2 separate regions of the Mus musculus genome follow, and region 1 is linked to region 2. A link is a loop called in an ENCODE intact Hi-C map of the cell type or tissue named here. Cell type or tissue: gastrocnemius. All regions are shown on one strand.

What was found. Hi-C counts contacts between places; a loop is a spot of excess contacts. Peaks named below come from ENCODE experiments on the same cell type or tissue, not always from the same donor. Only the 100,000 strongest peaks of a DNase experiment are listed, where the experiment ranks them.
Region 1: a loop joins it to region 2, with 7 times the contacts of the local background. A loop is called at or near these places in 2 of 42 quality-filtered maps.

Annotation. Positions count from the first base shown.
Region 1 is chr13:19,391,623-19,396,622 of GRCm38, reverse strand. Stard3nl (STARD3 N-terminal like) reads left to right here and starts at 810. Exons shown (of 9, transcript NM_024270.3): 1 at 810-919. It overlaps Gm40827 (a long non-coding RNA gene), which reads right to left and starts at 776. Exons shown (of 2, transcript XR_873152.2): 1 at 1-776. In gastrocnemius, no CTCF peak of the experiment used is centred here; DNase peaks (open chromatin) are centred at 796 and 2,260; H3K4me3 peaks cover 2,725 bases; H3K27ac peaks cover 3,019 bases.
Region 2 is chr13:21,169,167-21,174,166 of GRCm38, reverse strand. Gm32298 (a long non-coding RNA gene) reads right to left here. Exons shown (of 3, transcript XR_382107.1): 3 at 3,393-3,603. n-TMcat15 (a tRNA gene) reads left to right here and starts at 4,408; the gene lies at 4,408-4,480. n-TLaag7 (a tRNA gene) reads right to left here and starts at 4,131; the gene lies at 4,050-4,131. It overlaps n-TLaag5 (a tRNA gene), which reads right to left and starts at 3,961; the gene lies at 3,880-3,961. It also overlaps n-TQctg7 and n-TLcaa4. In gastrocnemius, a CTCF peak has its summit at 2,409; DNase peaks (open chromatin) are centred at 1,781, 2,410, 2,864, 4,202 and 2 more places; H3K4me3 peaks cover 3,847 bases; H3K27ac peaks cover 2,208 bases.

The sequences.
Region 1 (5,000 bases), 1.8 Mb after region 2:
CACATTTAAGGCTAGATGAAGAACTGAACTTGAGTGTTAACAAATATTTTCACATGTCAATGCAGGAAGGACCCATCACACAAAGACTGAGCCTTTGATTGGTTTATAAAAACAGTTCTCACCCAACTTGCACTGTTCAAAATTTTGCACGTATATAAATTCACATTTGTAATGTAAACATTATAAAAACGATTAAACTACTTTATAAGAGTATCTATTAAAAATACTATTCTTAATATTATTTTCCTCTAACAGGCTGAGAGTCTTCAGCACTCATAGTGCAATATATTTTATCTTCCTTTGTATTCTTGCATTTAAGGACGTAACTGTACCAGCTATTGGAAAAATCTAAAACATCACTTAGTGCCCAATGTCGTGTATAACAACTAAGTAAATACAGTTAGCCTTAACTATCAGTAAGACAAAGGCATTACTCCTACGTAAGACTGGGCTGATTGAGACTTACGGTCGAGTCCTAGAATAGACAAGTTCTTAGTGGACAGCTGAAACCAAGGGGCCAGGGCCTGAAATCCACTCTCAGAGTTACCCCTCACCGGCTGCAGCCTAAAACCTATCTAAGAGAAGCCTTCCGTAGAATTCTCAGGAAGGTAAAACCCACTAAAAGCCTGCTGTTAGAAGCTGGATACCTTAACAGGCTTTGGAGGCGCGGCTAGTCCTAGGCCCGCCCACTGCCTCCTTTATGAGCCATCTACTGGTCGTCCGAAAACTGACAGTTCTGTAAACCAACCCGCCGTCTCCTCTGCCACTATTCACTTTTCCAGCAAGCCGCAGCGTCTTTGCGTGACCAGCGCGTTGACGTCACGGACAGGGTCCCGCCCTGCAGCCCCGCCCCAGCCCCGCCGGCGGGGACCGCGGAGCCGTGTCTGCAGGCCGGCGGGCGGCTCGCGCCGCGGAGGAGGTAGGCTGTCTTTCCGCGCCCTGCTGGGCAGGTCGTGAAGCCAAATGCCTGAGGTTCCAGGGTTTGCCGGGCTCCCCAGACCTGGCCTTGGCCGTGGGGCCTGTGGGTGCAGCCGCGGAACGCGGCGGAGCGCGGGAGGGAAGCTGGCCCCGGGCCCACACCCACACTCACCGGGAGGCAGGTGGTCCAGCCTCGGCCCCGTGCCTTGCATCCGCATCAAGTCCAAGGTGACATGCGGGTGTAGGCCGGCAGGTACTGTCTGTTACTGGCCTTGTGCCTTCGTCAAGAAAAGCCCTGATGTAACAAAACAAAACGAAAATTAAAGCATGAGTCATGAATGTTCTAGCCATGGTTTCAGCTCTCCGCATTGCCCACTCATCCTGCCTTTAGTTTTTTTTTTTTTTTTTTTTTTAAATCTCAGTAGGGCTCTTTTTCTTCCTCTTTTGGTTGGAACATGGGTGGACACTGTGGAACTTTTCTTAGTGTTCTCTTAGTATGGCAGTTGTAAAGGCATTTGTCTCTGTTCACAGATGGAATCCATCACTTGACCCAGTACTAGTTTGGATAAGGTTAGTAAGGCTGATTGAATGAACACAGTAGCCGTCTGACCTCCCAGGGTACCGAGTTACTATAGCAAGTTCCGTCTGATGTTTTTGTTTAAGGTTCCTAACGGTAAATCCCATCTATGCTTCTTCTGTCCATCATCCACTTATAGAGCAAGATTTGATGACAAAGAGCAGTTTACAGTATTTTTGGCTGCATCTGTGCATAAGTAAAATGCTAGATAATCATGCCCATGAAGGGACAGTGTAGACTGTGCCCCCCCTACATAATATTCACACATATGTAATGTTTTGTATTGTAAGGAAGAATACATTTTTCTTTGAGATCTTCCTGTCTCAAACATGAACCTTTAAAGATTGCATTGTCAAAAGCATTAAAGAAATGGATTTAAAACTGCTCCAAGGACTTACCTTCTCAGGATAGTGATTATCATTTGGATTTAATTATTAGACAGTTTATATGATGCCACATGCTGTTTTAGGTGTTGAAAATTGAGTATTGAACGCTAGATAAGGTTTCTGTCCTCGAGTTCCTTTGATTTTAGTGAAGATAGAATATATGTGCAAATAACAATATGATTTTAGATAGGAATGAATGCTAGAAAATCTGGCAGTAAGGGACATTGGTGTGGCTGTGGTGTGGGATCTGGGAAAATGTCCCTGAAGAGGTGATGCTCTGGATGAGACCTGAATGTTTAGAGTGATTTAGTCAGGGGAGGAGCAGGAAGTGTCCAGTTACAAATGCAGAAGCTGGAAGAGCAGGCACAGTGGGAGGAGAGTCCAGCAGTGCTGTATCCTTAATGGTGGGCTAGTGAGGTGGCTGAGCTGACCTGGGTTGGGCAATGCTGAAGAAGGAACAGGCTTCCTTGTGGAAGTGCGGACTTCAGATACCTTCCGAGGCACTCCTAAACTCTCAGCCGCGTTCTGTTTGTTTTGATTATGAAATCATTAATTGTTTTATATTTTCTCTTTAGAGGTCCTCTTAAGAATGGCTTTCTTTTCCCTAGTACTGTATCCCATAGTAGTTTTTCTTTTAATTGCTGCTGTAGGCAAGACTCAAACCCTCTGCTTATCTTCAGTTCTAGCTTTTATCCCCTTTCTTCCAGCTGTCACTCATTTCCAGGACAGTGTTTACCTACTTTCCATTTGGAAAGCACTGGCAGGCAGTCCTGCTCTGTCCAAACAAGAGCTGAGAAGGTGTAACAGTAGGTAGGTGAGCCTTTCCTATTAGCACTTGCATTTCTAAGGATTACTGTGTCTTTATTTAGTTCCTGCAGTTTTCTGGGCGTGGCACATGCATTCTGTTCTTTCAGACATACTGCAAATACCAAACTTTTCATCAGTGAAGAAAATGTACACTAAGTTCCCTCAGCTAGACTGATGGAGGTTGTTAGCTTTACTCGACTTCACCATGCTTCACCCCTTCTCCCAGAAGCAAGTAGAGGATCTACGGATTGATGTTTCAAATTTGGTTCCTGATGTTGCATTTTGGAACTCATGCGTTGGACCCTTTTGGTGGAGAAGAGGCTCTGGAACTATAGATAGGCAGCAGTTTCTAAAGCGCAACACATAAAATGCCAAATGCTTATTTCCAAATTTGCATGCTAGGCCTTTTTTCTTGTTTCCTTTTGGTTCTATTTCCTTCTCAAATCCCATAGCAAAGAGTGTCTGTATATTTCAAAGTACAGCATATCAGTATCTAGAAACTTAACTCATGTTTTTAACTCACAGAAGACAATTTCAAAGATGGGGCAATGTTTTTCCTTGGACTAAAATAAAGCCCTTTTAGTTTTCTTTTTTTTTTTTCCTTTTTTTCTGAAGAAGTGTATGTCAGCTCTTTACACACACCCTTCCTTTTTATTAGAAGGCTAACTGACTTCCAGTGAATAGTACATATGGCTTGTAAGTGACTCCCAGTACAGAGGTATACACTTACAATACCAACTCTATGCAAATCCCTGGGAGGGGAAATCCCACGGTGTAGACCAGCCTGGGCATAGCAAGACCATGTCTCCTGATAAAAAAATAAGAAGGCAGGATTGTAGCTCAGGGAAAGAATGTCTGAGTTCAATCCCCAGTACCTCTGAAACAATTTTAATTCAAGTTGTAATTTCAGAAATATTTGAAATTTAAAAGTTGTTAACTATTTTCCTAGCCTGATCGTTTTCTTAGATATGAGGTAGTGTGGCATTCGATTTGCTGGGTCTTTGTTTCTGGTAGCAAGTAGAATTTTCCCATGATTGAGGAAGCACTGGGTCAACTCAGTGATGTAATTTTCCTCATGCTACTTTAAAAAGGTAGAAGCCAGTTTATAAACTTTATATGGTTGACGAACCAGTCTAGTATATGGTTGAGAAATAGTGTTGGTTGTCCTAAATTTTAAAAAGAACCATTTGTTGTAAGGTTCTCTTAGTCAAAGAACTATATTAGGTTAACAACAGTAAAGTTATAAAAATTAAAATCAGTAGGTTAATTTGCTTTTGGCTGCCCATTTGAGTGGCTATCAAGATGGAAATTGCGTTTAATAGCCTTAAAGTACTGTAAATAGAATTCTTAAATGTCAGAGATCTTTATATTTATGCAAAAGAGGTTTCTCCATTTGATCTCAAAATATCAAAACTGTTTATTTAGAGCAAGTCTCAATGTCTGGAAGGATGTTCGTGCAATTGATGCCCACATTCTTAGAGATCTAGGCTATCCGCATCAGACTCTATCTTGTAGGCACCTGGGCTATCTAGTCATGGTGAGGCCTGTGCACCAAGCAGGGACCCTGAGCACTTCTGTGCCACTGCTGTGTTCTGCCTGAGGACTACCACAGCATAACTGTGCCTCAGCGTCTACCCCAATGTTGGACCCTCTCAGTAAAATACTTATTTCTCTTCTCTTGCTGATGGAAGCTTTCTCTTTTCTCATAACCTATGGAACACTTTCTCTGCAACATGTTTTATCTTCATCCCTTTTTCCATGTGTTACCATAGATGCACCGTAATATCTGTGTTGGCTAAAGTTTAGAAGACTCCATCTGCATTGTCCGTGCTGTAGGTTTTGCAGAGTCTTGAGCCTTCTAGTTTTATTTGCACTTTTATTACCATGTTTTCAAGAAGCGCTGGTAAGCTTTTCTTGGCTTTGATTCCACAGAACTGTCTTCCTGTTCCATCTTGGGTCTCTTGAGAATCTTAAATCTTTAGATGTAAATGTTGAGAGCACATTGCTACTGAGAATTTTGTGTTAAGATAGTTATAATCGTTACTCTTGTTAATATTATAGATGGAGAAGCTGGGTTCTAGAGAGACTGGCCTTGGGACTCTTGGCCACTTTCCTGGGCCTGGTCAGCTCGTACGGCTTTTGCTGCACTTCAGAACTGCTGGCAAGCACACCAATCACAGAGTTTCTGATTGGTTCCTTTCTTTGTGAACAGATTTAGATTTAGAAGATCCTTCTTCTCTTGTGAATGGAGACTAAAACCTCAGTTCTCTGCTGAGGTTTTTGACTCAGGCTGTTTAAGGCTGGAGAGTCTT
Region 2 (5,000 bases):
GAGCGTTTGATAGACCCTTCCATCTGGAGATCTAAGGTCTTCGGGCAGGTAAACATCTCTATCTCTTTTCTGTGATTCCCCCCTGTTCTTTTCCAGGAAGCCCCAGGTTTGAGGGCATCCCCTTCTACCAGACTTTAAAAAGGGGACTTACGTATCAGCTCCGATGTTTCATTCCCCACCCGCCTCCTAGGAGATTTCTTCAACTTTATTTTGTAACTTCAAAACATTTTCTGCAACTAAACTATTAAAGACTTTCTTCCCTTTCTTTTACCTCTTCGAGGAGATGATGATTCCAAGAACAACAACAATAACATCATCTCCAAGTTCTCGTGTTGTATTTGTCTTTTCTTAGGTCCTTTCCAATCCCCTACTGTATTTACTTTTTTCTTTATTGTAGAAATGTTTTCACAAATACCTGCTTTCCCTGGTTCTTGTTCATATTTAAGATTAGAAATGAAAACTCTGATTCTGGATGCTGTATAACCTAGAGATTCTTTGGAGTCACACTGATACCCAACCCTTTCTTCGGAAAGCTGTCTTGTTTTACTATGATACCAATTTCCAAGAATGGGCAGCTCTGCATTTGCCTGAAGATGGTCAGGTCTGCAAGTCTGTGGCAGCAAAGGACCTGGGATTTGAGCTGAGCTCTGTACTGACATTTCCTCGTCTTACACTTGACTTTTTCCTTCCAGTGTTTCTAGTCTTTAATCCTTGATCTTGCAGCTTTTTCGTACTTGTGCAGTTACTTTTCATAGCTCAGGCTTCTGCCACTCTCTGGTTTGCACTGCAGCCAGTGTTCATAAACTAGATTTACTTGCTAATCTAGTCTGCTCTTTAGCTTCCCACCCCTGCAAGCTCCACCAACTGGGCGCTTGTGCACACCATCTCGGAACAGCTGGAGCTACTTGTTCCTTCGTGACCCGGATGAATGGCTCTGAGCCAGACCTGAGCTTGCAAGGATCCTCAGGATTTCTGAATTCCGTCGCACTCTGGAAGGGCCAGGAACCGAGGCGATAAACGCCGAATTCCAGATAGGATTGGAGAAAAACAAACAAACAAACAAACAAACCAACCAACCAATAACAAAAAACAACACTAAAGGGTTTTTTCTGTCCATGTTTAGAATAGAGAAAAATAATTTAGTTAACTTTACAGGGAGTTAGTTATATTTCCATGCACATTAATTACAGTTGAAAGAATCATTAATTGCTATGGAGGCGGCATGTCAGGATGGCCGAGTGGTCTAAGGCGCCAGACTCAAGCTATGGCTTCCTCGCTCTGAGGGTTCTGGTCTCCCCTGGAGGCGTGGGTTCGAATCCCACTTCTGACAGCTGTATTTTTCTTTCACAGACTCATCTGTTCATTTTCTATGCTAGCCTACTCCAGACCTTCCGTGAACCTTGTCCCACTGATCTGTGCTTCAGCCCTAAAGGTGCATTTGACACCAACCATCAACGCACAGAACTGGGACCCCCTGTTGGAAAACAGGCTCGTGGCAGCCATATACTACATGAGCTGTTTGAATCTTGCGCGAACGGTGTAGGAAATGTGCACCAACTCCAATGACAGTTGAAAGTTGAGTGTGGAATTGACAGGGTTAGATATCCTGACCTTTAGCAAGATCAAGGCCATCAAGAGACAAATGCTGGAATACAAAAGGAACTATTCATTGAATAGAAGAAATGCAGGAATTTCCTGAAACTGTTCACCATATGAGACAAAGCAAAGGAAAAAAAAAAAAAGTAGGTTCCACCGAGATTTGAACTCGGATCGCTGGATTCAGAGTCCAGAGTGCTAACCATTACACCATGGAACCACCGCCTTTTGATTGCCTTCCACACTATCCATCTGTAAATTCTGAATTAAAAAAATGCATTATAAGAGGAAAGGAACTTAGCTGTTACTTGAAATTGTTACAAATTTTTGTTTCACAGTAACAAGCTAGAAGTTTCGTTTGTTTTTTCATGAATGGCTCAGCTCTATCCTTGGTTCTTTTATTTATTTTTCCTGCTGGATTGTTTGTTGTTTTCTTTTTCTTTGTCCAATTAATTTTCTTGGTTAGCACACCAATAAAAGGGCCTAATTGTGACGTATCAGTACAAAAAAGTTATTAAACTTCGTTCTTATCCCCTACTTCTTTACTCTCTCTCCCTTCTCTGTTCCCCCCTCCCCACCCCACCCCCGTTTCCAATCTACTTTCACAGCGCATCTAAAGTCACGTCCTCGTGCTCTTTGCAAGCGCATGTTTGGTTTACAAATGGAAGGGAAACAAGACTTTAAATGAAATGTCTATCCTCCTAATTGATCTAGTAGTATTTTTATCGGAGCAACTCAGTTCTTCACTAGAAAAATTTCGTCTTCAGTGCTGGACCACAGAAATGGCCACGTGGTCTGTACAGCGCCTCCTGTCCTGTTCTTCTGCATCTCAGAGCCTGGCAGCACTCAGAGCAGTTCCTGCGATTTGTGCATTTTTTCCCACCACTACAAAAGGCAAACTGGATGTTAGTTAGTCTTGCAGTCCAACCATTAGAAATTGAATTTCTCTATCTCTGTATGTATGTATGTATGTATGTATGTATGTATGTATGTATGTATGTATGTATTATGTATGTATATACATATGTATGTATATGTGTGTGCATGTGTATATATATGTACACACACACACACACACACACACACACACACACACACACGGTATCTACAGACTTGTCATGTGCAACTACTGCATGTCAGAAAGTATCCTGTCAGCTGCAATCAGGAGCTGCAGCTTGTAAATGCTTTTGCCTCAGCACAAGGCAGCCGGTGCGACGGCGGAACCTTCCTCCCTGCTCTACAGTCCCACCATCCGGCCTTGGCGGCTCCGCTGAAGTTCACTCGGGGCGTGCAGCGTGAACGTGGAAAGCAAGACAGGTGGTCTTGAGAAAGAAGCAAAGGTTCACTGTGTCAGGACCGTGGACCAGTTTTAGACTTTGCGGGTGTGATTGTGCACGTCTCTTTTTTCCTTCACTGCACGCCACAGGCTCAACTCTGTGAGTCTAAAGGACTCTATTCCTCCTTCTCTTCCCTGCCTCTTTCTTTTCCTCTCTCCTGACACCCCCACCTTCTTCTCCTCTTCCTAAAGTGTAGACACCCTCTTTCTTTTCCTTTTCCAGCGTGCAATTAAAATCACCGAGTTGCAAGCCTTCATGAGAAGATAATTTCTGAGTTGAGGCCTACCACTGAGAAGGAGGTTCGAGGGCTCCAGGAAATTCTAAGGGGCAACACTAAATCAAGGAGTCCCTAGCTGGTGGGCAAGAGGCAGCACCGAGGCAAGACATTTATGCCATTGTTAATTAATTTACTTTTATTGAAAACATTTCATACAATATATTTTGATCATTTTTGTTTTCCTTTGCAAGGTATTTCTTAGACACACACAGCTCAGATGAGCGCGATTCGGCTTCAAAATGAAATGAGAAGACTGTAGTGATGATGAAGACGTGGTTTTCCGTCTCCTGGTTGGGAAAGAATCCACTTCTTCCGTGGCCTAGGCTGATCTGTCTCTAGTTGCAAGTCGACGCCAGGAAAGCGAAAGATCCACATTCATCCTTCATTCGTTGACTAAGGCCACAAGAAAGAACTTTAGAGTCGTCAGGCCCTAGCCTATATATAGTAGGTGCGGAATAATGTCTCTTAACTTGAATGAATTAAAGAAAACTGTTAACTGTTGCTGGAGCCTTTTGTGTGGTGGACATGCAGAGATTAGGGGAGTGAGTACCACACAAATTACGGGTTTATTAACTGTTGAAGCAATCAGTTAGGAGAGAAGAATCCTAGCTGATGTAAGGGACCGACTGAAAACTGTCCTGTTCAATAGAGAGCACAAAAGTAACCTGTTGGCAGTGGTGGGATTCGAACCCACGCCCCCGAAGAGACTGGAGCCTTAATCCAGCGCCTTAGACCGCTCGGCCACACTACCGTTGATGTAGAGTTTTGAACCATGGCAAAAAACCTCCACTTAGTCGCAATAAAACATTAAAAGAAAAAAAAAAAAAAAAAAAACCGGTTGGCAGCGGTGGGATTCGAACCCACGCCCCCGAAGAGACTGGAGCCTTAATCCAGCGCCTTAGACCGCTCGGCCACGCTACCCCCGTCGAGGGCTGCTTACGTCTCGTCTTTCTGGAGGATCCATAACAGTCCAGACTCCTTTGCACGCGGCTCTCTGCAGCGAGCTTTCATTGTGCACTCTATGCGCTAATGCAGAAGCGCAGGCTCTGTTCTGGCGTTGTATCATGAGGCTTCGCAGCAAAAGCTCTTTTAGGTGCTATCATATCATCACTAAGAAACTACAACTATGAAACGTTAAAAAAAAACCAGCGCTAGTAACAGCAGGAATACGTGATTACGGAAACTCTGACAACGGGTGCCTCCTTAGCGCAGTAGGCAGCGCGTCAGTCTCATAATCTGAAGGTCCTGAGTTCGAACCTCAGAGGGGGCAACCTCAGCTTTTATTTTTTTTTTAATACATTAAACCTTTAATTTTAATTCCTACGAAGAGAATTGAGTTCGTGTGTACGGAGACCCAAAAACTACTAATGAAATGGAACGGGTAGTTTTATTTGTGTAATATAATGGTCTGTTAGAAAGTTATAAAATAGCGATTTTTCTTTTCTTTTTTTTTTTAAAGAATTAAACACGTGACCAGTGTGTTGGACTACACCTATAATATTCCAGCATTCGGGAGGCAGAGGCAGGTGGATCTCTACAAGACGATTTCCGAAGCCCAGACTTTACAATTAAACTTACTAATTTTTCACCATCCATACTATTGGAGCCAGGAGAATTTTCAGGTGCCTTTCAAATGCACTTGGCATTGGTTATTACATAAATACCAAGGCCAGGAAACTCCCTGCCCAGGGTGTAAAAGAAAGGGAAGCCAGAGAGCGAGTATGAAAGGTGTAAGATATGTGTAATTGCCGGTTTGGTCCTTTAAACCATTCTTCTGGTATTGCTTATTA